3 separate regions of the Homo sapiens genome follow, and regions 2 and 3 are each linked to region 1. The links are chromatin loops, found by intact Hi-C in ENCODE. Cell type or tissue: A673. All regions are shown on one strand.

Region 1 (8,000 bases):
TAAGATTGAGCATTTTCCATGTATTTGTTGCCATTTCTTTCTCTTCTGTGAAACACACATGTAACATTTCTGCTCATTCATCAGTTGGATTGTTCATTTTTTTCTTACAGGTTTATAGAGTTCTTTGTATATTCTGGGGCTTAATTCTCTATGTTATGAGTACCTTCTCCCAGTTTCTGACACTTATTTTTTTACTTTCATTACAGTGTCTTTTATTTTTATTTTTTATTTTTTGAGATAGGCTCTCACTCTTGCCCAGGCTGGAGTGCAGTAGCACGATTATGGCTCACTGCAGCCTTGACCTACCAGGCTCAAGCGATCCTCACACCTCAGCCTCCCAAGCAGCTGGGACTACAGGTGTGTACTACCATGCCCAGCTGATTTTTAATTTTTTGTAGAGACGGCATCCTACTGTTTCCCAGGTTGGTCATTACAGTGCATTTTAAGGAACGTAAATTCTTAATTTTAATGTGGTTGATCTCATTTTAAGAATCATTCTATTTATAATATACATATTTAGAAAGTCTTTATAAACTAGGAAGCTATAAAATTATCAATGTATATTAATTTTTGATAAGTTTTGTAATTTTGCTTTTCAAATTTAAGTCTTTAGTACACCAGAAATTGGCTTTTTGTGTGATATAAGAGGTCCAATTTTATTTTTTTAACACATGAGTAATATGTTTTCCCCATAACCACATATTGAAATAATTAATATTTCCTCCAAGTGTCTGCAATGCCAGCTCTAGGAAAAAAAAATTTCTATGCATGTGTGTTATGTTTCTGGATTCTATATTCTGTTGCCCTGGTCCATCTATATGATTTATCCCAATACCACACTATCTTAATTGCTATAGCCCTAGAACAATTGTAATATCTGGAGGACAAGATCTCCTGTAGGGTTCTTCTTTTTGAGTGTCATGTCTTTTCTTGGTCCTTGGCTCTTTCATATTCATTTTGGGATTAGTTGCCAGGGTTCCTGAGAAGCTCATGGAAATTTCTATTAGGATTATATTAAATACATAAAGTCATGTGCCTCCAAGTGTATGTGCTTATATACCTGATAACATTTTGCAGCCAAGTAGATCATATGTAGAACATTATAATTCATCAGATCATTGTGGCATATCAGAGGCAGGGGGTTGGTTTGGCATGGAGTTGCATGAAGTTGGTGCTTCTTTCCCAGCTCCAGTACATCAAAATTTAACAACAATATGGAAAGAGAGTTTATGCTCAAATTGCCATGAACAGAGTTTTCACCTACAAAGGGTTGTTCCAAAATCAGAAGATGTCAGGAATTGCTATTACTATTACATGAGTACAGTGAATTGCTGTTGCAATTCCAGTGAAGTTTGTATTTCTGGTGTGCTTTGTACAAAACATTGCAATCAGACCTGAAAGCAAATGCTATAGAATACAGCAGTCAAAAAAGTCTTTGGTCTTTAGTATGGCTATCCATGTCTTCTTATCCATAAAGAATTTGTAATAATTTTTCAGAACAAAGACTCTTGATCCAATTCAGATGAGAATGTGTGATTATACAAATATGGGTGCAGGATGAACATAAAAAATAGGAAGAATGTAGACTACTCTGCTCTCAGATCAAATTAATATTCCTTTTTTTGCAGTTTAATTAGGCATAAATAAAAAGCCACGTGAAGCCTGGAGATACTGGACATAGCAGATTTGTCAAGCCATTTTTCCCACCACCAGTGCCTGAGCACGACCTCATTTGTCTTGGTCAATGAAGCTCAAGGAAGCATTGCACTTTGGCTTCCGCTTTAAGTTTTGTATGTTGATATGTATCCCATGTCTTCTAACAATAAAGTGCTATTTCACTGACATTAATCACTGTCAAAGGCTTTCTGGTAAATTCTTTAGGCACTCGCCTTGCGGGAAAAGGCATCGGTTTGCCATACCCTAAGAAATGGGCTGTTCATAATGTTGTGTTGTAACTTGATTCTTGTGAGGCATTGGTTGAATAGAATAATAGACCAGAGTCAATGACGATACACAGTGGCTAGCCCTTCAAAGATGGCTCCAAAAATTAATTCTTGTTTTTATTTGCCTACAGTGTCAGTTCAATTGACTAATAATATGACTCTTGGTCATATTAATATGATTAAGAAAAGGTACCACTTTTCAAATAGTCTAGGTGTTTAGTCTAGGTGTTTAATCTAAAATTACATAAGAGTTTCTTGCTGTTTGGGGGTATAGGGTAGCCAGGCAGGATCCTTGCACTTAAGAAACTTAAAATGTAATACATGAAAAAGCAAGTGAACAAAAAAAACCTTGATTATCAATTGGTCAACTGCATTAATTGAGCATCCATTTGAGATAGAGCAGTGGTCTTCAAACTTTTTTGAATGCTTTTCTCCTAAAAGAATTTTTTTTATTATTATTATACTTTAAGCTCTAGGGTACATGTGCACCACATGCAGGTTTGTTACATGTGTATACATGTGCCATGTTGGTGTGCTGCACCTCCTAAAAGAATTTTTAAAAGCTGGACACCTGCTCCTATTTCTGCTGCCAATGTGAAGGTATCAAAAAGAAATTGCCATTGGGGGCTGCTACGCAGGCACAATACGCTATGCTAATTAACGAAGACCGCTTCAGGTAGGATCAAAAAACATGGCTGGTTTATTAGGATGCGAGAAAACTCGGGTTTGTTCCTTTAAATTCTAGAATGATTAAATACTAGTTAACATTTAAATTAAGTGCCTGCATGTGCCAGGTCTTATTGTAAGCACCTTATATGGTTTATGTCATTTAAACGTCACAAAAACCCTATGAATTAGCCTCATTTTATAGAGAACTAAGGTTACTGAAGTTGAAGTAATAGGGAAGCGAGCTCGACCCCAGGCATTTGGCTCCAGAGCCCATATTGACAACCACTGTATTCTCCTAACCCTTTAAAGGCAAAGACTGTCTCTTCTCAGTGCGGTTATCAAAACACTTTTTGCCTGGAACCTAGAGGCATTCTTGAGTCTCTGTTTCCACAAAGATTTGTATGTTTCAGATGGGAAGGGCTGCTCCCATCTGGACGTGGTCTCCAAGGATGTTTTGGGTGTGCTGCATTTTCTTTTCTTTTCTTTTTTTTTTAGACGGAGTCTCACTCTGTTGCCCAGGCTGCAGTGCAGTGGCACGATCTCGGTTCACTGCAATCTCCGCCTCCCGGGTTCAAGCGATTCTCCTGCCTCAGCCTCCTGAGTAGCTGGGATTACAGGCGCCCGCCACCATGCCCGGCTAATTTTTATATGTTTTTCGTAGAGATGGGGTTTCACCATGTTGGCCAGGTTGGTCTCGAACTCCTGACCTCAGGTGATCCGCCCGCCTCGGCCTCCTAAAGTGCTGGGATTACAGGCGTGAGGCACAGTGCCCGGCCGGGTGTGCTGCATTTTCAGCACGTACACCAAGTGTCTCCTCATGGGGCTAATGTGTGGGAGCTGGGAAGCCACAGTTCACTTTCCAGAACCCAAAAGGGGCAAAGTGACATCATAAAATTGTCAGAATGTCCCTTGACACAACCGTACTTGTTTGTCTGCAGCACGGTGTCGAGCCCCTCTTCCCTTCTGGACATGAAGACATTGCCCAGAAGTAACTCTTTAACTTAAGATATCTTTAACGTAAGATAGAATCAAGTTCTTTTTGAAGCAAAAACTGCATAGTCACAGCTGTTACTAGAAAAAAAAAAAAACAACAAGTTCAGAGAATCAAGCACTTGTCCTCGTAGGTTTTGATTACTATTGCCTTTGGGTCAGATTCTCTCATTAGAGTCAAATAAATGTTTTCCATCATGACCAAAAAATGTTTTATACAAATTCCATTTCCCAGAACTCTGTGAATGAAATGGAAACCCCCTTTTCTGGTTGTGGAAAAAAACCAATCCAAAACAAACCCCACAACCTCCCAGCTCCATCTTTCTTAAGTACCCCCTGGTTTTGCTAGGTGGCGCCATAGGCTAATGCATGGGTCTTCCTCGGCTTCCCGGGCGGCCGCCTTCTGTGAGGCAGGAACAAAGGCCTCTGCGGTTCCCTTGGAGTTTAAGATCAGACCAGCCCACAGGAGATGAGATCCATTTGCCAAGACTCGCCTCTGTCGTGTTAGGAGCTGCCCCCTCCCCTCTCCTGATTGATCACAGCTGGTAGTGAGGGGATTCTTGGCCATGTGCTTTAGCCGTTCTTGAGGGAAATTCTGGGGGATCTTAAACTTGATCCTAAATATTGCGTTTCTCTCTATCTAAGTCTCCTAAAAATTGTTCATGTATTTGGGGAGGAAGGCTCACGCTCATACTGAAGAGTGAAAGGAAGGGGACAATAATTCAAAGGCTTGCACCAACTCCCTCCCAATCCCCTGCACAAGGTTAATGTGTGGGGAAATCCCTGTCCTTCCTGAGAGCCCTGATGTTTCCCAGTCTGGCAGGGGCCAGGACAACCTTTCTCCATCCTGCAGGTCACAGAGCCAGCTTGTTGTGGAGGAACAGGAGGCCCTGTTGTAGGAGGGGTGGCACAGGTCCCACAAGCCCTATGGGGTTTGGAGGACACCCAGGCGCCTACTGACTTAGCAAGAGACTCCCCTTTCCCACCCTGCTAGAGGCCTGAAGCTCCAAATTACTGACTTCTTTGCCTTAAAGCATTAGAGACTCCCCGAACACAAATATGACAGAAAAGCTTTACTTGGAAATGTTGGAGGATGAATTGCAAAATGGCACTGCTCGGAGAGATCCCCAGGGAGGAGCTGGTCGTGGACCGGGCGGGGCGGCGAGGGCTGCAGGGAGCAAGAGCAGAACACTGGAGTGGAGGCGACTTCACTGCCTTCGCGCCTCCGGTAGGAACCACGGCTTCCTTCTGCCTGCAGTGTCTGCAGCCTGGGAGTCCCCCAGATCCGTGTGATGGCCAAGGCCGCATGCCCCGGAGAATCTGGATTTCGAATACTGTCCTGATAGCTGCCTAAACACCCACATAGTAGTCCTCCCATGGGTCCTGGTTGGGGTTCAAACACATTCCTACCCTACCCAGCCTTCCCTGAAATCCGCGTCATGCTGAGGGCAGCCCTGACAGTGGCCGCGGGTCCTTGTTGAGGACGCAAGAGGAGGAGGAGCCTCAGCCAGGTGAAAGATCGTCCATATATTCCAAGAAGGAAGCTTCATAAACATGCAAACCTGCACAGCACAGGACACACTAGTAGGAATGCTCTTAACATTGCAAGTCAGAGGACAGATTCCAGAAAATAGAAGGGAGAAAATACATAAGTAATATATAAAAGTCAAAACGGGAAGGAGAAGAGCTTTTAAAAATTGACAAAAAACATATTCATATATAGAGATTATATATTAATGTATATATGAATATATATGACATATATATAGTCACAAGAAGAAAAACACAAAAACTCCAAAATTAGAGCGAGAAGAATCTGGGAATAAAAACATACATATCTATGGATTTTTCATGACTATATTTTGAGTTCACTTCTGATACTCATCCAAAAGATATTTATTTGAGCAATTGTAGGAATGTGTATGATGCCATGTCCATCTCAGTATCTCTGTTTCAACCTTGAGGAATCTATCAGCCCTTCCTGCATTTATCTCTGTCACAGGAACAATGCTTCTTTTGGCAGTAAACATCAGTATACTTAAGTGCCATGAGTCATATTTTCAATTTTTAATTAAATCATGGTCTAGCTAAGGTTTGATTTATTTTGGCCTGAATTAATTTAGACCCTGGTCCACATAAATTTACATAGTTTATTTAATCCAGCTCATGACTGCATAGATTGTAAAATCCCTTAGATAGCTACAGTGTAGATTGTGAAAATCACCCTCTTATCAAGCAAAGAGTGGTAGAATATAATCTCTGGGGGTTGTGGTAACTTCATTCTTAAAACTAGCATCACGAAAGAAATGTGTTGTATTCCTAAATAAAGGCTTTTATGAGATCATCTAAAGATATTGCATCCCATATGTTTTCACTCTAAAAGTTTGAATGATACGGTAAAGCCTCATTAAGTGGTGCCGATGCATGCTTTTTCTTTCTTTCCCAGAATGGTTATAGAAGGTCATAAATCTATATAGTAAGCACCCTGCAAAAAGCTCATCTGCCGCACTCAAATATAGTAAACACTGTTTAAACAGCAGAAGTGTGAGTCATACCGGTATCATTTTCCTAGAATTCTGATAAAAAAGCATCATGGCTAATTAATGTTCCCAAGAAAGGGTCACAGCTTACAGGAAATGAATCGGAAGGTGACAGGAAGAAAGGGTGGGGAGCTCAGAACGCTCTGGCTCAGGATTGTTGGCAAGATCCTTGTTCCTGCAGCCAGGAATTGACAGCAATCATGAGGAAGAGAAGAAATCACGCTGCACATTGAAACTCAGAATTTTTTTTTTGACACGGAGTCTCACACTATCGCCCAAGCTGGAGTGCAGTGGCACGATCTCCACTCACTACAACCTCCGCCTCCTGGGTTCAAGCGATTCTCCTGCATCAGCCTCCCGAGTAGCTGGGATTACAGGCTCCCGCCACCATGCCCGGCTAATTTTTGTATTTTTATTAGAAATGGGGTTTCACCATGTTGGCCAGGCTGGTCTTGAACTCCTGACCTCGTTATCCACCCGCCTTGGCCTCCCAAAGTGCTGGGATTACAGGTGTGAGCCACCACGCCCGGCTGAAACTCAGATTTAACCAGACTGGAAATGCAGGGACAGAGAGACAGAGAGAAGATGGAGAGGAGGGAAGGATGATAGGAGATGATGACCAGAGGGTTGGGGGGTAAAGATTGGGGTTCAGGGGAAAATAGCTGACAGAACAGCATTGAAACCCCCCTCTGCTACTGATTTGGTCTGGGCCCTGCAGTTAAGTTGTTTTTGTGGGTTTGGGGTTTCATGGCACTTCTGAATGTTAAATATGATTGGATGAGCACAGCTGGCAATTCAGCATTCATGACTCAGCTGAACTTGTGACCTATAGCAGGACATCTCGTAACCCTCAGAGGAGAAAGTGAGTCAGATGCATTTTCTGCAAAAACGAAATTTGCCTTGTGGGAAGAAAGAATGCTCCTCATGCATGTGTGTTGGGTGGAGCATAGATGTTTGCCCTGCCTGCCGTCCAGGAGGTGGGGGCTGGGTGGAGGTGGGAGGAGCCGAGACCAGGCCAGCATGGAGGTTCTCAGGCTGCTTTCTTGTCTTCAGCTCATTCTTTATATTGGGTTGCACCCCCTGCATTTCCAAACAAACCATCAGGACACAAGGTCCATCAAAGGATTCTTTTTTCTCACGAATGGGTTGATGAATAGGATACATTTGCAAAGGTCTGAAAATCAAATTAAATTTTCATTACATGCTTAATGAACTTATTTGTCAGACAGAAATCAGTATTCTTCCAGGAAATCTGGAAAGAGTGGGTATCATGCTTCTAGCAATTCCTGAAAATCCTCATGTATTATTAATTTTCCTGGAGGGAGGGACTATGAGAGCCATTGTTGGTTTGCAACACCAAAAGCTTAGCTTTGTCTCAAGAAGGTATACTAAAACTTCTTTCTAAAGATGCTGTCTTGATGTGCCTTATTGCACTTTTGACAGGGGTTTGGGGGTGGGGAGGAGATGACTATTGAATAATCCAGTCAGATGTCTGGTATTGCAAATCCCTAAACCTTGGGGCAATTTGGGCTGATCCCAAGGAATTGGAACACATTAGCAGAACTCTCTTCCCTACTCGGTGCCCGGCAAGGGAACCGATGATCCCATTGTGCATGCAGTGAGAAGAAAAGTTGGGTTTCAGTGAGAATCTAAGTACTGTTTGCCAATCCATCAGCAAACACTGGAAAGTCCCATTTGCATGTGATATTGTTTTTGTAAAAATGATGCCTTCACTGAATGGAAATAAGAAGTCAAGAAAACCTGAGTAATATTTACACTTTATCACAGGAGTTGAGGCTTATGCTCAAAACCCAGCTCCACAACTAACTAGCTGTTTGGGCGTGGACATATCATGTTA
Region 2 (8,000 bases), 540 kb after region 1:
CACTGGGTAGTGAATTTTTGGTTGTTTTTGTTGTTGTTGTTGTTGCTGTTGATGCAGGGTCTCACTCCCATCGCCCAGGCTGGAGTGCAGTGGCAGGATCATGTTGCACTGCAGCCTCAACTTCCTGAGCTCAGGTGATCCTCCCACCTCAGCCTCCTGAGTAGCTGGGACTGTAAGTGTGCACATCACCACAACTGGCTAATTTTTTGTATTTTAGTAGAGATGCGGTTTCGCCATGTTGCCCAGGCTGGTCTCAAACTCCTGGGCTGAAGCGATCCACCCACCACCTCAGCCTCCCAATTACAGGTGTGAGACACTGAGCCTGGCCAACTTTTTTTAAAGGGATTAATTTTACCTTTTGTAAAATGTAGGAAATATATATAGTAACATATAGCACATATGCACTTACCCATATACATATTTTTGAACCTTACTGCAAACTGGCCTAAATCAATTTGACTGTTTAGTTTTTAGATTCCTTTTTAAAATTGTGGTGGCCTCCAGCAAGTAAAAGTAGATGGTAACTATTTGCTTTTCAACCAGGTTGTACACTACAACAAAAGCAAATTCCAAGTCAAATTCTGCCACGTATAAAATATCCATGGGAAAGAAGCCACGAAAATTATCATACAACCTGCTGCTGTAAATTTGGTGATGTTTCCTCTTGTCATTTCAGGAACTCCAAAGCACTGCATCAGAGACAATCTACCACATCTAGTTATTTTTCTTCCTGTGCACACTACTGAACGACATTTCCCAGAAACCGTATAGTTGGGTTAGGGCAACATGACCATATTCTGATTTGGCACAGAAAAATCTCTCACAAGACTTCTTTTTCTTTACCTCCCACCCTGGAGGTCCATTTTAAAGATGGTGGTATTATAAGATGGTGGGATTAAAGACAGAATGACTTGAGTCTTCAAGTCACCCTTTGGAGGAAGACAGCTGAGGTGGGCTTCCTAGAAAGGAACATCCACTTTGGACTTAGACTAAGTCCAAAAAATAAATTTTGTGTCAAGCCACCCAGATTTGGATTTATTACAATAGGTAATGCTAATTACCCTAATTAATACAAGCAACTGCTTGTATCTGCTGAGAGAGATACATCAATATTCTAATGGAAAAATCAACAAACCATCTTGCCGGGTGGGGCCAGGCAAATGAGTCTACTGTTGTGTGAGGGAAACACAGAAATGAATGGAGCTCTAGCTGTATTCAGCCACTCGAAAGTAGCTTGATTTCTGGAGTTGCTGGATTCTTACTCTTTGTCCACGTAAAAATAGAGGGACATGAATAATCTTTCTAGTTAATCACATATTTTCACCAATAAAAACATTGCATCTAACATCATTTATGCTAATTAATGAACCCTCTAGCGTGAATATCTGATAACATCATTCTAAGTATATTTGCTGCCACTTGGAACGTCATAGTAAAGTTCTTCAAATAATCACTAATCAGTCTGGATTCCTGCCTAAGACAGAGGTGAAGTTCCAAATATCTAACCACTGGCATGGCACAATCACCAAGAGATGAAAATAGCTGTAAATTCTTATGCCAGAGCGGTGCCTTCTAGCCTGGATTACTTCAAGTGTTAACTAAGCTCCCCCAGGGTAGAGATTAAAGTAATTCGTAGAGTCACTGTTTATATTGAAGTACTTAAAAAATAAATTACAGACAATATAACAGGTGCCTAATTCACAGCCATCACCCATTTTTTTATTTATCTGCTCACTCAAGAATTACAAGCAAAGGATCATGGGATCTATTCCTAACTGAAAGATTAGATCAATCAAATTAGCCATCTGTCTGTGGAAGGCTTTAAACTCAGGTTGTATTTAAGTATTATGTTTCCAAGTGCCCAGATGTTACAGAAAAGTGCCTGCTGATACAACTCGTTTTGCACAATGTAAGCCACTAAATGGCTAATATAAACTTATTGCAGCAAGAAAAATAAATAGCATTAACATTGCATTAAATCTGATTTGGGATTTTGGGTGCCCTGTCAGCAAACACAAGTGTTAAAATTTAAATTGCTCAAGACTTGCAGAGTCAGACAAGAAAGAATTGTCAAGTGTCTTTAGATAAGGGGGATACTGGAAATGAGATCAAAGCACTGGGATGTATATCCTTGCTCGGTGTGGTTGGTGAAAGTAATAATAATTACTATGACTATTGTTAGATCATATCCTCTCCTTAGGTAGCACTTCAGCTCTTTCAAAGCACTAGCCTGCTTTGGATAAGTGGGGGCTCTTTCCAGCTGAGGAAACATCAATAGGAAATGGACTGAGTGAGCCCGGTCTATTTTTCCATGTCCCTAGCAGTGATTCCTGATTTACTCCAATCAACTTATCAGTGAGCAAAACCTGGACCATTTCTGAGCTCTCTGGCTTTATGGAGACTTTCACTGACTCCCAGTAACATATCAGTTTGGATAATTCTGTTTTAGGAACAGCTGCTGCCCTACCACATCCTGCAAAACTTCCCCCAAGACAATTACCAGGCAAAAATCATCCTCATTTTCCAAACCAAAAATCAAGGCATGTGGTTGACCAGGGAGTCTTTCTAATTTGTTAATTCATTTGTCTGAAAAATGTTACAATTCAATACAAGTTACATCACATGTAACCATACCTTAATACCTATAGAAAAGAATAAAAGTACATAAAATCATAAATGTCTATGTTTATTACTTCTGATGCCTGGAAATATAGAAATTCTTTCAGGTTTTTCTTCCTTGTCCAGATTAAACAATCCCAATTTCTTAAATATTGCCTTCACATGTCAGTCTTTAATCCTTTTTAATGCCCTGCTACATGCATTACTGTATTGGATCTTCCCTGGAACATTTTATGGTAGGGTCTTTCTTTATCCTATTTTTACAGATCAGTAAACTGAGGATTATGGAGCATATATAACTGACCCACTGTCACCATGTAGCTGTAAAGTGTCAGAACTTGAACCCCAATGTGTGGAATATCAAAATATGTGCTCTTACCCAAGCCTTCCTGCTCCACCAGGAGAAACCAGCCTTGAAGGCTGAAAGAATAAGCTTGGGATTGGGGGTGAGGGAGGTAAGGGGGGAAAATGTTGGTTATATAGAGAACAGCGTGGCTTTTTGTTAACGCCATTGCAAGGTTTCCCTCTTTCACCGGTCAGCTTAGAGTCTAAGGACAGGGTTGTTCTGGTTAAATACAGATGCCCAGAGCAACATGTTGTCGTCAGCAGTCACAGCTGGGCGTGGAGGTATGAAGCAGTGAAGATCAGCATAACACAGAGTACCTGGGTCGAGGTACCAGGGAGAGGGAGGCAGTGGGAGAGTCCAAACTCTCTTTTGGCATGTCTCAAAGTGTGCATCAAGTCATCTGAGGTTCTTGTTTAAAAAGGCAGGTGCCTGGATTGCACTCTAAAAATTCAGATCCACTTAGTGCAGGAATTACTGCTGAGGGCGGAGACCCGCGCAGAGCCAGCTCTGGAATGTGCGCCCTCTGCTGGCAGAAATTTTATTTGACTCATCTAAGCCACTGCATGAGAACCCATGAGGGGTTCTGCAAGGAAGCAAAAGTACCCCCGCTCATTTCAGGAGGCTGAAGCTACACCCTGGGGTCCTTCCTCGAAGGCGAGGTCCACAATCAGTGAAATCAAAGATGAGTTTGGGGGATTTCCTCTAAAGGCTGCCATATCTCCTCACCTTTTCCCTTTTTCGATAACTGAAATAGCAGGTGCATCTCTAAGATGTGCAGCTTGACATGCAAAAACAAAGGCAAGGCACACGGGCCTTGAGCAACTCAAAAGATTTTCTGCTGCAATCAAGACATCACATCATTCAGTCAGCTGGGAAACACTACAGTCCGGCCTGCCAGGGTGTGAGGCAGGAGAACACGAGGTAGCCACAGGATAGCCCTGGGCAAGCTGGAGTCCCACCTCAGCCTCGGATGCTGAGTCTCAGTCTTCCAGAAATCTAGCCAAAATTACTAGACCACTTTTGGGCTGTAGTAAGCCATAAACAGATGGACTACTATTCCCCAAAGAATGCTAAGGTTATTAAAGCCCTCGGCTCTGGGTAAGAAGAACAAAAAGCACCACTCAGCTCCTTTCTGGCCAAGCCACTCTTCCCTGAGAAAGAATTCGGAAAAACAAGTCTTGCCTCACATTAAACTACACTTACTCCTGACCTTGACTCCTCTGTCTCTTTACCTCTCACAGAGAATTAATGGAAAGAGTGAGACTAACAAAGAGAGATGGAGTCAAAGAGAGAAGTGCTTCCTTATGAAGATTAGATAAGATGTTGAAACCAATAGGAGGGGAAGCACAGTGATGGAGTGAAGAATCAGAGGAAAACATTTCTGTCTGCCTGAATTGCGTGGGGCGCTAGGAGTTGGGTGCTGGGGATGAGTGTGCTAGGTCCCTAGCACCTAGCTTCTAGTGCCCCACGGCTTTTGTGAGCTAAAGATTTCCCTGATAAATGAGACAGCCTGAATCAGCACTGGGATATGGAGTACAGTGGACTGGAAAGGGGACAGGAAGGAACATACAGATGAGAGATCTCCCCCAATTGCCATGCTTTGGGAAGAGGGCTTGGATGAGAGCTATAAGTGAGGAACTAACCAGTCTCTTGTGAATTCCAGGTAGATCAAGGTGGCACTGGGGAAGTAGACCAGGATGACCCCTGATCCCTGGCCACTGCCCCTTAGCCATTCAGCCTCACACTAGCAGCAGCAGAATGCCTCTAGAGGTGCATGTATCTCTACCAGCAACCAACAAGATGTATTGCCCACAAGCTAACCCTTCTCTTCCAGCCTTTTGTTTTTGCTTCCTGACTTTCCTTACATCTTTATTTTAGTTTGATTATACCACTAGAGAAATACTGACAAAGTGGAAAGAAAAAGATGAGAGAGCTGCATCGTGCTAAGGATGATTATGGACACCCAGATACTCCAGGGAAAACCTTGAACTCTGAACGCTGACTTGACCTTCTTCGACTGACCCTGGGACCTCAGGCAAACTGGACAGGCAGGAGGAAAGGCAGGACCCATGTGCAGTTCTCCAGCCCCCCTAGTGCCAGAGAGTTAATAAATGTCAGGAGACTTGTCTAAATAAACAAAGAGCAACCCCAGGCTCTAAGCCTGGGAGCACCGGTCTTTAACCCCAGGAATCCTTCCCAGACATGCCACGGCTGTCAGCCCTAAGTCTGACTTCACTGACAGAACCTTGTAGAGAGACAAACGATCTATACCCTATCTACTGCATAGGAATGAGGAGGTCTTAATGGCACAGCCACTGTAGCTTGAGAGCTACAGCAAGCCTTCCAAGCTGGAGATCCCTTTGCCTCTGATGTACCACCTCCCACCACCAAGCATAAGAGTGCTTAGAAAATAAAGCCAAGATATCCATACAAAAGCAAATAAACCTTGACTTATATCTCACACCTCATACAAAATTAACTCAAAATGAATTATAGACCTAAATGTAAAACCTAAAAAACTTCTGCAATAAAACATAGGGAAACATCTTTGCAGCCACGGGTTAAGCTTTCAAAAAAACAGCACGAGCCATTTAAGAAAATGATAAATTAGACTTTATCAAAATGTAAATCTTCTACATTTTGAAAGACACCATTAAGAAAATAAAAAGACAAGCCACATACTAGAAGCCGAGATTTACAAAACACAGATCTCATAAAGGACTTGCATCCAGAACATACAAAAAACACTCAAAATTCAATCATAAGAAAATAAACATCCCAATGTTTTTTGTTTCTTTTTTTTGAGACAGAGTCTTCCTCTGTCACCCAGGGTGGAGTGCAGTGGTGCGATCTTGGCTCATGGTAACCTCCCTCTCTGAGGGTAAAGTGATTCTCGTGCCTCAGCCTCCCAAGTAGCTGAGACTACAGGCACGCGCCACCAAGCCCGGCTAATTTTTGTATTTTTTGTAGAGCTGGGGTTTTGCCATGTTGGCCAGGCTGGTCTCAAACGCCTGGCTTCAAGTGATCTGCCCACCTTGGCCTTCCAAAGTGCTGGGATTACAGGCATGGGCCACCATGCCCGGCAAACATCCCAAGTTTTAAAAATCAGCCAAACATTTAAACAAAGATTTCACCAAAGAAAAGATGGCAAATAAATAAATTTTTTAAATGTTCAATATAATTAGTCATTAGAGAAATGCAAACTAAAACTGTGATGACATACTATTACATGCTTATTAGAATAGAATCACTAAAACAAAACCAAAAAAAAACTCTACCAAGTGTTGTAGAGGATTAGGAGCAGCTAGAACATTCGTACATTGTATGAATGTAAGATGGTACAGCCACTTTGGAAAACAGTTTGGTGATTTCTTATCCAGCTCAACATATACCTGCCATGTGATGCAGTGATCCCACTCCTTCTGTTTATCAAGAGAAATGGAAACATATATCTTCCAAAGACTTCTACGTGCACGTGTCTAGGAACTTTATTCATAATAGCCTAAAACTGAAAACAACTTAAAAGTCCACCAACTAGCAAATGGTTAAACAAACTGGAATTCCATGGTCCATCCAACGCACCACTACTCAACAATAAGAAAGGAACAAACTTCCAATATATGCAAAAACATGGATGGATCTTAAAAGCATTATGCGACAGAGGGTGGACACAAAATATGACATTCTGGAAGAGGCAAAACTACAGGGATAGAAGTTAGATCAGTGATTACCAGGGGCTGGGAGGGAGTCATTTTTCTACAAAGGGACACAAGGTAATATTTAAGGATGATGGAAATGTTCTATATATTTCTATTCCGGCGGTGATTACATTACTGTGTATGTTTGTTAGGGCTCATCAAACTGTAGACTTGATGAAATTTATTGCATATAAATTATACCTCAATAAATCTGACTTTAAAATGATAATAAGGACAAGAGTTAGCAATATGCCTGCGGGAATTAAGTGACTTGTTGCATGCTGGTTCCCGCAGTTGTCTGGATTTCCCCTCCCTTCTTCCTGCCCCACCACAGAAGCACGGCAGTCCTCCCGCACTTTCTGGTGAGACTCAGGTGATGGGACCAGCACTAGGCTAGAGACCACTCAGGAGGGTGGGAGGTCCAGGTGCCAGTTCCAGTTCAGCTTCTGATGTTAACTGGGGCAAGTTACTGAGTCACCCTCAACCTCATTGCAAAATGAGGACTTTTCACTTCTTTCCAGGCCTATGATTCTAATTTGTAGTCTGAAAAGGAATGAAGGCTATCCAATGAGTGGTGTGTCCACACCGTGAAGGTCTGGGGAAAGGACAGGGCCCTAAACCCTCCCATTCTTCAGAGGCCCCTTTTTCTACCCTCAGGTACTGTAGTGGGCCCTCTGACCCTCACCAGCCTTAATCCCCAGGAGTTCAACAAGAGAAGCAAGTGGTTCATCATCACCCCATAAGGCCACACCCTGTGATTCTTATAAATGAGGCCAGTAGACAGTAGCTTCCAAAATTCTTTCAGTATCATATGCACTCTGTTGTCTTAGCAGGCATGGGCAGATCCCATTTACAAATGTTTAAGAGCAACGCAGGATCCCCACACAAAACAGCAGCCTCCACCTAGGCTCCAATATCTGACCCACGGGAGCTCCACTCTTCAGCCTCCAGGAAGACACCCTACAAGACATGCTACACACCTCTGCAAACACAGTGTTCTGAGCTCAGTTTCTGGTCCTGAATATCAGAGTTTAAATTTCCATTCCACCGCTTACTAGTTGTGTGACCTTGGATGAGATATTTAACCTCTCTAAGCCACAATTTCTCCTTCAGTAAAACAGTGATAATAATAGTCCCCATCTCCCAGGGCTATTGGGTTGATTAAATAAATCACTGTGCATCCAGTTCTTAGAACAGTGTAGCAAGCACTTAGTGTTAGTTATTATGATTTAATTTCACTTAATTTGAAAACTGTCATTTCTTGTAAGTCTTGGCAAATGCAGAGGTTTCTTTATTAATGTTCAATGTCAAAAGATGAGCTATCTTGGGGTGAAGAG
Region 3 (8,000 bases), 58 kb after region 1:
CACTGCCCCAACTCCAGTGCCAGATCAGAGCCTAGATCCTGGGTTTATTCATCAGACATTTGCTGAATGAATGAAGGAAGGAAACACACAGGGGAACCTAATTTAGGTTAAGGGAAAGCTTCCTAGCAAAGGAGATGTTTAAGCCAACAAATTGGCCAGATAAAGAAGTTATTTAGGCAAAGAAGGGAATACAAAATATTTTGGGCAGAAAACACAGCATGTGGGGAGTCCTGGAGATGAGTAAGAGCTTGTTCACAGCAGCAAAAGAAGTTGAGTGTGGTCGGTGACAAAGCGTGGAAAGGGTGGAGTAAGGGAGAGGGCTGTGAGTGGGGAGCCAGAGGGCTGGAGTAGAGAGCCCTGGAAGACCTGAGAAGGAGTTTGAACTTTATCCCACCAGCAGAGGGATGCAAAATGGTACAGCTATGTTGGAAAACATTTCTGCATTTTCTTATCAAGTTAAATCTGTCTTTACTGTACACCTAGAAATGCCACTCCTAGGTATTTACTTAAGTAAAATGTAAACTTAACATTCCACAAAACATTCTATGAGAATGCTTATAAAAGCTCTATTCTTAATCACCAAAAAGAACTGTTCTATATTTTTAATGCTGTGATTACCTGACTGTGTGTTTGTCAAAATTTACGTAATTATGCATTCAAAAGAGTTATTTTCACTGCATGGATATTCCTCTTTAAAGAAAAAACATGGGAAATGGATATTACTCTCTAATTTTTAAGAAAAACACATGGGAAGTTATTAGAAGGTTTTCCGTGGAGAAGTAGCTCTGTCAGGTTTGTGTTTCCAAAAGATCACCTTGTCTCAAGGACAACAAGAATGGAAACAGAAAAACCAATGAGAAGTCTATAGCAGCGGAGGAGGCGAGAGATAACGGTGGCTCCCACTCTGCTGGTAAAAGTGGAGATGTAAGGAGTAGAGGACTTGAGAAATATTTAGGAAGTAGAATTGGCAGGACTTGGCAATTAATTAGAAGTGGGAAATGAGAGAAAGAGGGAGGAGTCAAGAATGATGCTGAGGAATTTGGCTTGGGGGCGTCTGGGAAAGTAGTGGTTCCATGGAGCATGCAGGAGGAGGAGGAGGAAGAGGCTCTGGCAAGCACAAGGTGTGAGGATAAGGTGAGATAACAGCAGCTAGGGACACGTCAGAGGTGCGCTTAATGTTTTCATCTGCTGGATTGGGTTGTTCAGTCTTATGTAGCTAAGTAGTGAAGTAGCACATTGCCTGAGTGCTCACTTCTAAGGGCCTCTTTGCAGCCATAAAATCCACCTGTCTTATTAGTCATCCTTGTAATTTCACCTTCTATACACTCTCACCAGAACACTCTCATCTTCCAAATTCAGTGCTGCTTGTGTAGGTGATCAAGCCATGGTGCCAGCTCAATTCGTGCAGGTCCAGCCACATCATTAAGCTAGTTATTAAGTCAGATGGTGGACCATTCCTCAGGTCCATCCCTATTTTCAAGGCATTTTTTTTCTGTATCCGTACAAATGCCACAGTAAAGAGACCTGTCTGTCTACCCTTCCAGAGCCTTTAGCACCTGCACTTGGTGTGGCTTGGGGAGTTTTGACTCCAGAGAGGAACGACGAGCCTCCACACTCCCCTCTGCTTTGTCAGCTCCTTTTATTCTCTGGCCCAGATAAAGCTGGATTGTGCATCTGCAGCCAAACCACCTTCTACTATTTTCATGTGGCCCCAATTCCTTGTGGTCTAGCCTGGCAAGGAGGAACCCAGACTGAATGAGTGTGGTTCCTGGAGACTGTAGATTTCTTTCAGAACATTTACAATTCCCAGCCAATGTCATATTATTGATTCTGAAAATATTTTTGTGAAGTTAATTGGAAACTCTTGCTTATATTTGAGAAAACAGGGCTGGGCGCGGTGGCTCACGCCTGTAATCCCAGCACTTTGGGAGGCCGAGGTGGGCGGATCATTAGGTCAGGAGTTCGAGACCATGCTGGCTAACACGGTGAAACCCCATCTCTACTAAAAATACAAAAATTAGCTGAGCGTGGTGGCAGGCATCTGTGGTCCCAGCTACTTGAGAGGCTGAGGCAGGAGAATGGCATGAACCCGGGAGGCAGACCTTGCAGTGAGCCGAGAACACGCCACTGCACACTCCAGCCTGGGCGAAAGAGCCAGACTCAAAAAAAAAAAAAAAAGAAAAAAGGGAAACTGAAAACCCAGAGACATTCTGGATAAATCAGCCTAGATTCTAACTGAAGATAATGGCAGAGTGTTCGTTTCTTATCCTTGCCTTAGAGGCATGTGGCAACTTTACTGGCTTTGTAAATGTCAGATTCAATGAAATTGCTTTATAATGGTTACTTCTTGGTGGGTGGGATTGCGGAATGGTTTTGATGCTCTTTATGATTGTGTGTTCTGCTTTTTCCATAGTAAGCATGGGTTACTTTTATAATTGGGAAGAAAATGCAAGAAACTATTAAAAAGCAGCATGCATAGTATGAAACCATTTTTAAGGAAACAAGTACATGTGAGACTATGCATCCAAATGTTTGCAGCAGGCAGTCAGCAGGTCTGTCTGGGAATATGGGTGATCTGTCTTTTCTTCTTCATGCTTTCTGTGTTTTTCCAATTTTCTGTGATAAACGCAAATTACTTCTGTGATCAGAAAAATATAAACTATTCTTTAAAAACTGATGCATAGCATTTCTCTCCTTGATTAAGTCAATAGGACTCGGAGGGTGAGGAAACTTGGCTTCGTCCTGACCCTGAAAGTAACTGGCTCTGTGAGCTGAGGCAGATCCATTCAGAACTATCCATTTCCATGGCTTTAAACAGGGGTAATGATATCAGTGCAATCTACCCCCTCATCAGTGTCAGCCCTGATGAGCTAATGCATGGGAAAGCATTTGGAAGGAAGATATGAAGCTGCATTCCACAACTAGAACTGCTGTCCCGTAAATATTCTGTTAAATATTATTAAAGCAACATGTTGCAGTTTGAAAGCACATTATTTTTATTTTAAGGAAACAGACTAAATCGCAGCTATTAAACCAATCTCCTGTACTTTGGCATTTCTTGTGCCAACTGATGTCATGTGAGAGCAGAAGGGAAAAGGGTTTGTCCTTATATTCCTGGGTATCTTGCCGCCATCAGAGGAGGTGGCACTGGGAAGGCCAAGGGTCCTTGGGAGCACAGGAAGCCAGGCGCTGCCCACTCTAGCAGGGTTTCTCCCCTTGTCCCGGTTGTGGTCTGGTTTGAACAGGGATTCTGGGAACGCTGCACCCCTGTGCCTCTGAGCCTTGCTGGTAACCATGCCCGAATCTTCCACAAAGGCAGAAAATCAGACCCTCTTGGCTGCATGTTGACAGAAAATCTATGGCTAAGATGGTTCCATCAGGGAACTAAAGCTATTGTTCACTTCCAGTTAAAAGTCATGTAATTATCAATGTTCAGTCATATAATTTTATGGCTATGATGATTCACACAGATTCTCTGTAAGAAGAAAAAAAATGACACAGAGAGAACAGCTTATAGATCTCTCTGATATATAGCTATATGCATCACAGACAGCGAGAGATTTATATTTCTTTGAATTTGAAGTTCCGCTGGGCATTTAAAAATATATTATTAGGGTGATGCTGCCCCCTCTTCCCTCCTCAGAGGTAGAAATGGAAATCATTTAGTGTGGGAACTTAACTCATTTCAAGTTTTCTGTGGCTGAACACTAGTGGAGGAGGGGAAGGCTTCTTTCAAATGCTTCTATTCTGATCACACTTTTGTTAAGTTTTTCTATTGTTAAATGACTCGTATTTTGGTGGAGCTGAGGGTGCTTGAATCACTTTTCAGTATTATACCTGGCTTATGTTTTTCCATATGTCTAAAAGAAATAAAAAGTAGTTTCCCCACTTCTTAAGCAATTTAGGAATGATCTTAGGGTTAGAGAAAACAAACAGAGGTTAAGTTTGTGAATATTAAAAATTAAACGTTGGGGCTGGGCGTGGTGTCTCACGCTTGTGATCCTAGCTCTTTGGGAGGCTAAGATGGGCGGGTCAGTTGAGGTCAGGAGTTCGAGACCTGCCTGGGCAACATGACGAAACCCTGTCTCTATTAAAAATACAAAAATTAGCCAGGCATGGTTGTGCGCACCTGTAATCCCAGCTACTCGGGTGGCTGAGGCATGAGAATTGCTTGAACCCAGGAGGCAGAGGTTGCAGTGAGCCAAGGTGGCACCACCACACTCCAGCCTCGGTGACAGAGTGAGAATCTGTCTCAAAAAAAAAAAATCAACAAACAAACAAAAACAAAAACAAACCCTGAATGTTAGAAGAGAGCTTGGGGTAATCTGATGATTCTCAGTGTGTGTAAGCAGGACTGTGTTCAAGCCAGCCTGGAGAGGTCGCTGTCTCTCTTTCTCTGCCACAGGATATTACATAGGATGGGTCCTGGTCTTGATTCAACCTCCAAAGCTGAGGGCAATAGATATTAGAACATGCGCAGGACTTGCTAAGAGGCTGGAACCACTTTTGTAACTCATAGAGCACCACACACCTTCACCTACATAGAAAGAAGGCAATAATGGGCCAGGCGTGGTGGCTCACACCTGTAATCCCAGCACTTTGGGAGGCCAAGGTGGGTGGATCACCTGAGGTCAGGAGTTCAAGACCAGCCTGGCCAACATGGAGAAACCCCGTCTCTACAAAAAATGCCAAAAAAAAATTAGCCGGGTGTAGTGGCGAGGGCCTGTAACCCCAGCTACTCAGGAGGCTGAGGCAGGAGAATTGCTTGAACCCGGGAGGTGGAGGTTGCAGTGAGCCGGGATCATGCCATTGCTCTCCAGCCTGAGAAACAAGAGTAAGACTCTGTCTCAAAAAAACAAAGAAACAAACAAATAAACAAAAAAAAAGAAAGAAAAGAAAAGGAAACGAAAAGGAAAAGGTAATAATGATGCTGGAAGGTTAGTGAGGGAGAATTTCTCTGAACACAGAATATTTCCTCCCCTCCTCTTAGTCAATGCAAGTGTATAATGGGAGGGGAGGGGAAGTGAAGGCGCTGGTCAGCAGGGGAGAATACCTCTCAATCTTGCCCACCTACTCCAAAGCAAGTTGCTTGCAGACTGCAGAAGCGCAAGGCTGCTATGGGATCAGAGCTAATTCTTAGGAAAGTTCAGCAGATGTTCCCCAGGATTGGGAGGGCATAAAGCCTGCAAAAATCCAAAGGGGGAAGCTGATGGAACAAGCCTCGATGGTGGGTAAGAGAGAGAGCTAAAGGCAAAACAAATAGCATTTTCACCTGAGGTGGGAGGAATGAGTGTCATTCATGGGGGCAGGAAGGACACCTCAAATGACAGCCGGACTCTGGCTGCCTTGAAAGGAGCCAGGCCCCACCAGTCCAGTCCCACCTTCAGGGACTGGCCAGCCCAGCAGAAAGAGACTGGTGGGTAAACTGTCATGTAGGAGCTAAGGGGGTTTCGGAGAGATGTCCCTGCAAGGAGATCTCCAACAAGCCAACAAAACTGGGAAGATGAAAGAAAAAGCCAGGGTTTGCCATGTAGGTGGCACCAAGACTGTACTGCAGCAGTGCTCCTCAGATAAGACTTTCTGCCTCTTCTCCTCTCTCCATCCCCTTGCCCTGGTTCTGGAGGAGTTCGATGCAGCAGAGGAAGTTGGGGGAGGGTGTCACAGGTGAATAAAGAACCAATCAATACCCTCTGCTCTTCCCTAATGCAAGTATCTGAGTCTGGGTCAGGCCCGAAATGGCAGAGGAGAGGAGCTTTGAAGCACATGAGAAACTGAAGTTTGGGTTTAGAGGAACTAGACTTTGTGATACCTGAAAATAAGACCTGCTTGGGATGTGACAGTAACTAGAAGGGGAAAGGTCTGCCTGAGATACTCTTCAGGTGTGGGGAAGAGAGATCTGATGGAGAAGTCAAACAGAAGTCCACGGATGAGAGAAAAAGAAAAATTAGTTTCAGGAGCTACAAGGCCAGCCCCACAATATTTCATTTACCTGAGCAAAGATTGCAGGGAGAGAGGTCTTTGTATGCCATGATTTTGTGAAATTTTTGGAGGTGTGCAGTCTTGGGACTTGACCTATAAACATACTCTTAATTTCTATAATACTCACCGTCTCTCTTTTTTGCAAGCCTCTGTCTGTGATAACCCTGCCTTATCTATTAATATTTCTGGGTTTAAAGAACTTTTCTTTCCCACTTACCAGACAGAGAATTTGATGGTAAGAACAGTCTAGATAGTCCAGAATGTAAAACTGAGACTTTTAAAGTTAGTTTTCTGTTGAAATACATATTTAGAATTTGTAAAATATAACCAGGAAGGCTTTCTCAGAAAGGCAGATTCAGTTTTTATGCAATTCATACTATTTGATAACTAATGAAACAGTGACTAAGACACCAAACTCAGTCTGGTTCTGCCCCTTTTTAATTGTATGACCTTGAAAAAATTACACAACCTCTCCTCACCATATTTCCTCTTTTTTAGTAATAGTAATAGGTACTTACCTTATAGTCGGGAGGACTAAATGAATGAGTACATGGACGGTGGTAAAGACAGTGTCTGGTAACTCGGTAAGGACTTAGGACTGTTAACTATCATTGTAGACACTGCAGGAACCTAAATCATATCTTCTTGGCCTACACCAGAATAGCCTGTGATAATTCCAATGCACATCTATAGCTTTCTGCCTCTTCCTTCTCTTCCTAAGGGTGTTCTCTGGCAGCAGGAGTAAGCTCAGTTCAAGTATGGGCAGCCAGAGTGCTGGGTGTTAACATCCCAGATGAGACTTTTAATGAATGAGGGATAGGAGGTGGAAGATAAATGCCCCAGATCCCCTACCTTTCATTGAGTGGATTCTGAGCCATGTTCCACCCAATCTCTCAGGGAATCCCCAGTGCGATGCAGTTCCAGTTGCCCATGGCAGTAACCCGTTCATCATGTGTCCTGTATCCGCTTACATCTCCTCAAGGCCTCAGGTCCCCACTCCCTTGTCATGTCTCCTGAGATTGCCTCTCAAATAAGCAACTTAAACCCAACTTAGTGGGGAACCTTGAGGGAACCAAACCTAAGACAGTCCTTTTTTAGGTAAGTCTGCTAAGTTCTTAAAATTCTATTTTATACATTTTTCATATCACCTACAACACATAAGAATTGTGGAATTCACAACTAGAGCTCAAATACTTGTTGATTTTTATTTTTTATTTTTATTTATTTATTTTTTGAGACAGAGTTTCGCTCTGTTGCCTAGGCTGGAGTGCAGTGGTGTAATCTTGGGTCACTACAACCTCCACCTCCTGAGTTCCAGCAATTCTCCTGCCTCAGCCTCCCGAGTAGCTGGGATTACAGGTGCCTGCCAGCAAGCCCGGCTAATTTTTGTATTTTTAGTAGAGGCAGGTTTTCATCATGTTGTTCAGGCTGGTCTTGAACTCCTGAACTCAAATGATCCACCTGCCTTGGCCTCCTAACGTGCTAGGATTACAGGCGTGAGCCACCGCACCTGGCCACTTGTTGATTTTTAAATCTAGATCTCCGTTATTCAGTATCTCTCCCTGCAGCCCCACAAGCTTGTAATTAGAACTGTACCCTCAGAACTTCAGACAGATGCATAGTTATCCTTTTCTTAATATTTCTACTCAAAGCACTCCAGGGCTCTTAAAAGGGTTGCGTTTGCTCATCCTGTGCTCCTAGAGCAAAACCCAGTATCTGGCAATACTAATACTCAAAAAAACTCTACTGCCTTACCAACCAAAGCCTTATTCTTTACATTAAATTGAAAACTAGCTTGTTACAAATTAAACTCCAAATAATGAGAAAGCATCAGCAAACTTTATATATTCTATATTAATATATATTAAATACATCAGTCTAATAATTGTGTTGAGATGGTCTGGACCTGTGCTGTCCAATAAGGTATTAAACACCCATGGCTACTTAGCACTTGTGATATGCTGCAAAAATAAAGTGTACCCAAGATTTTAAAGACTTAGTACCAAAAAAAGAATGTAAGC

What was found. A loop is a pair of places that touch in the nucleus more often than their neighbours do. Peaks named below come from ENCODE experiments on the same cell type or tissue, not always from the same donor. Only the 100,000 strongest peaks of a DNase experiment are listed, where the experiment ranks them.
Region 2: a loop joins it to region 1, with 9 times the contacts of the local background. A loop is called at or near these places in 16 of 110 quality-filtered maps.
Region 3: it touches region 1 in a loop (9-fold over the local background); 5 of 110 quality-filtered maps call a loop at or near these places.

Annotation. Positions count from the first base shown.
Region 1 is chr5:38,805,953-38,813,952 of GRCh38, reverse strand. All of the region lies in intron 1 of OSMR-DT (OSMR divergent transcript), which reads left to right. Among named protein-coding and RNA genes, the nearest start is that of OSMR-DT, 36 kb to the left of the region's middle. RefSeq lists an enhancer at 2,878-3,378. In A673, a CTCF peak has its summit at 3,948; DNase peaks (open chromatin) are centred at 3,992, 5,652 and 6,172; H3K4me3 peaks cover 605 bases; H3K27ac peaks cover 3,283 bases.
Region 2 is chr5:38,261,230-38,269,229 of GRCh38, reverse strand. The region is part of intron 1 of EGFLAM (EGF like, fibronectin type III and laminin G domains); the gene reads right to left. Among named protein-coding and RNA genes, the nearest start is that of EGFLAM, 6.7 kb to the right of the region's middle. In A673, a CTCF peak has its summit at 3,497 (motif pointing left); a DNase peak (open chromatin) is centred at 3,469; H3K27me3 peaks cover 155 bases.
Region 3 is chr5:38,747,687-38,755,686 of GRCh38, reverse strand. All of the region lies in intron 2 of OSMR-DT (OSMR divergent transcript), which reads left to right. Among named protein-coding and RNA genes, the nearest start is that of LINC01265, 31 kb to the right of the region's middle. In A673, a CTCF peak has its summit at 4,387 (motif pointing right); DNase peaks (open chromatin) are centred at 246 and 4,396.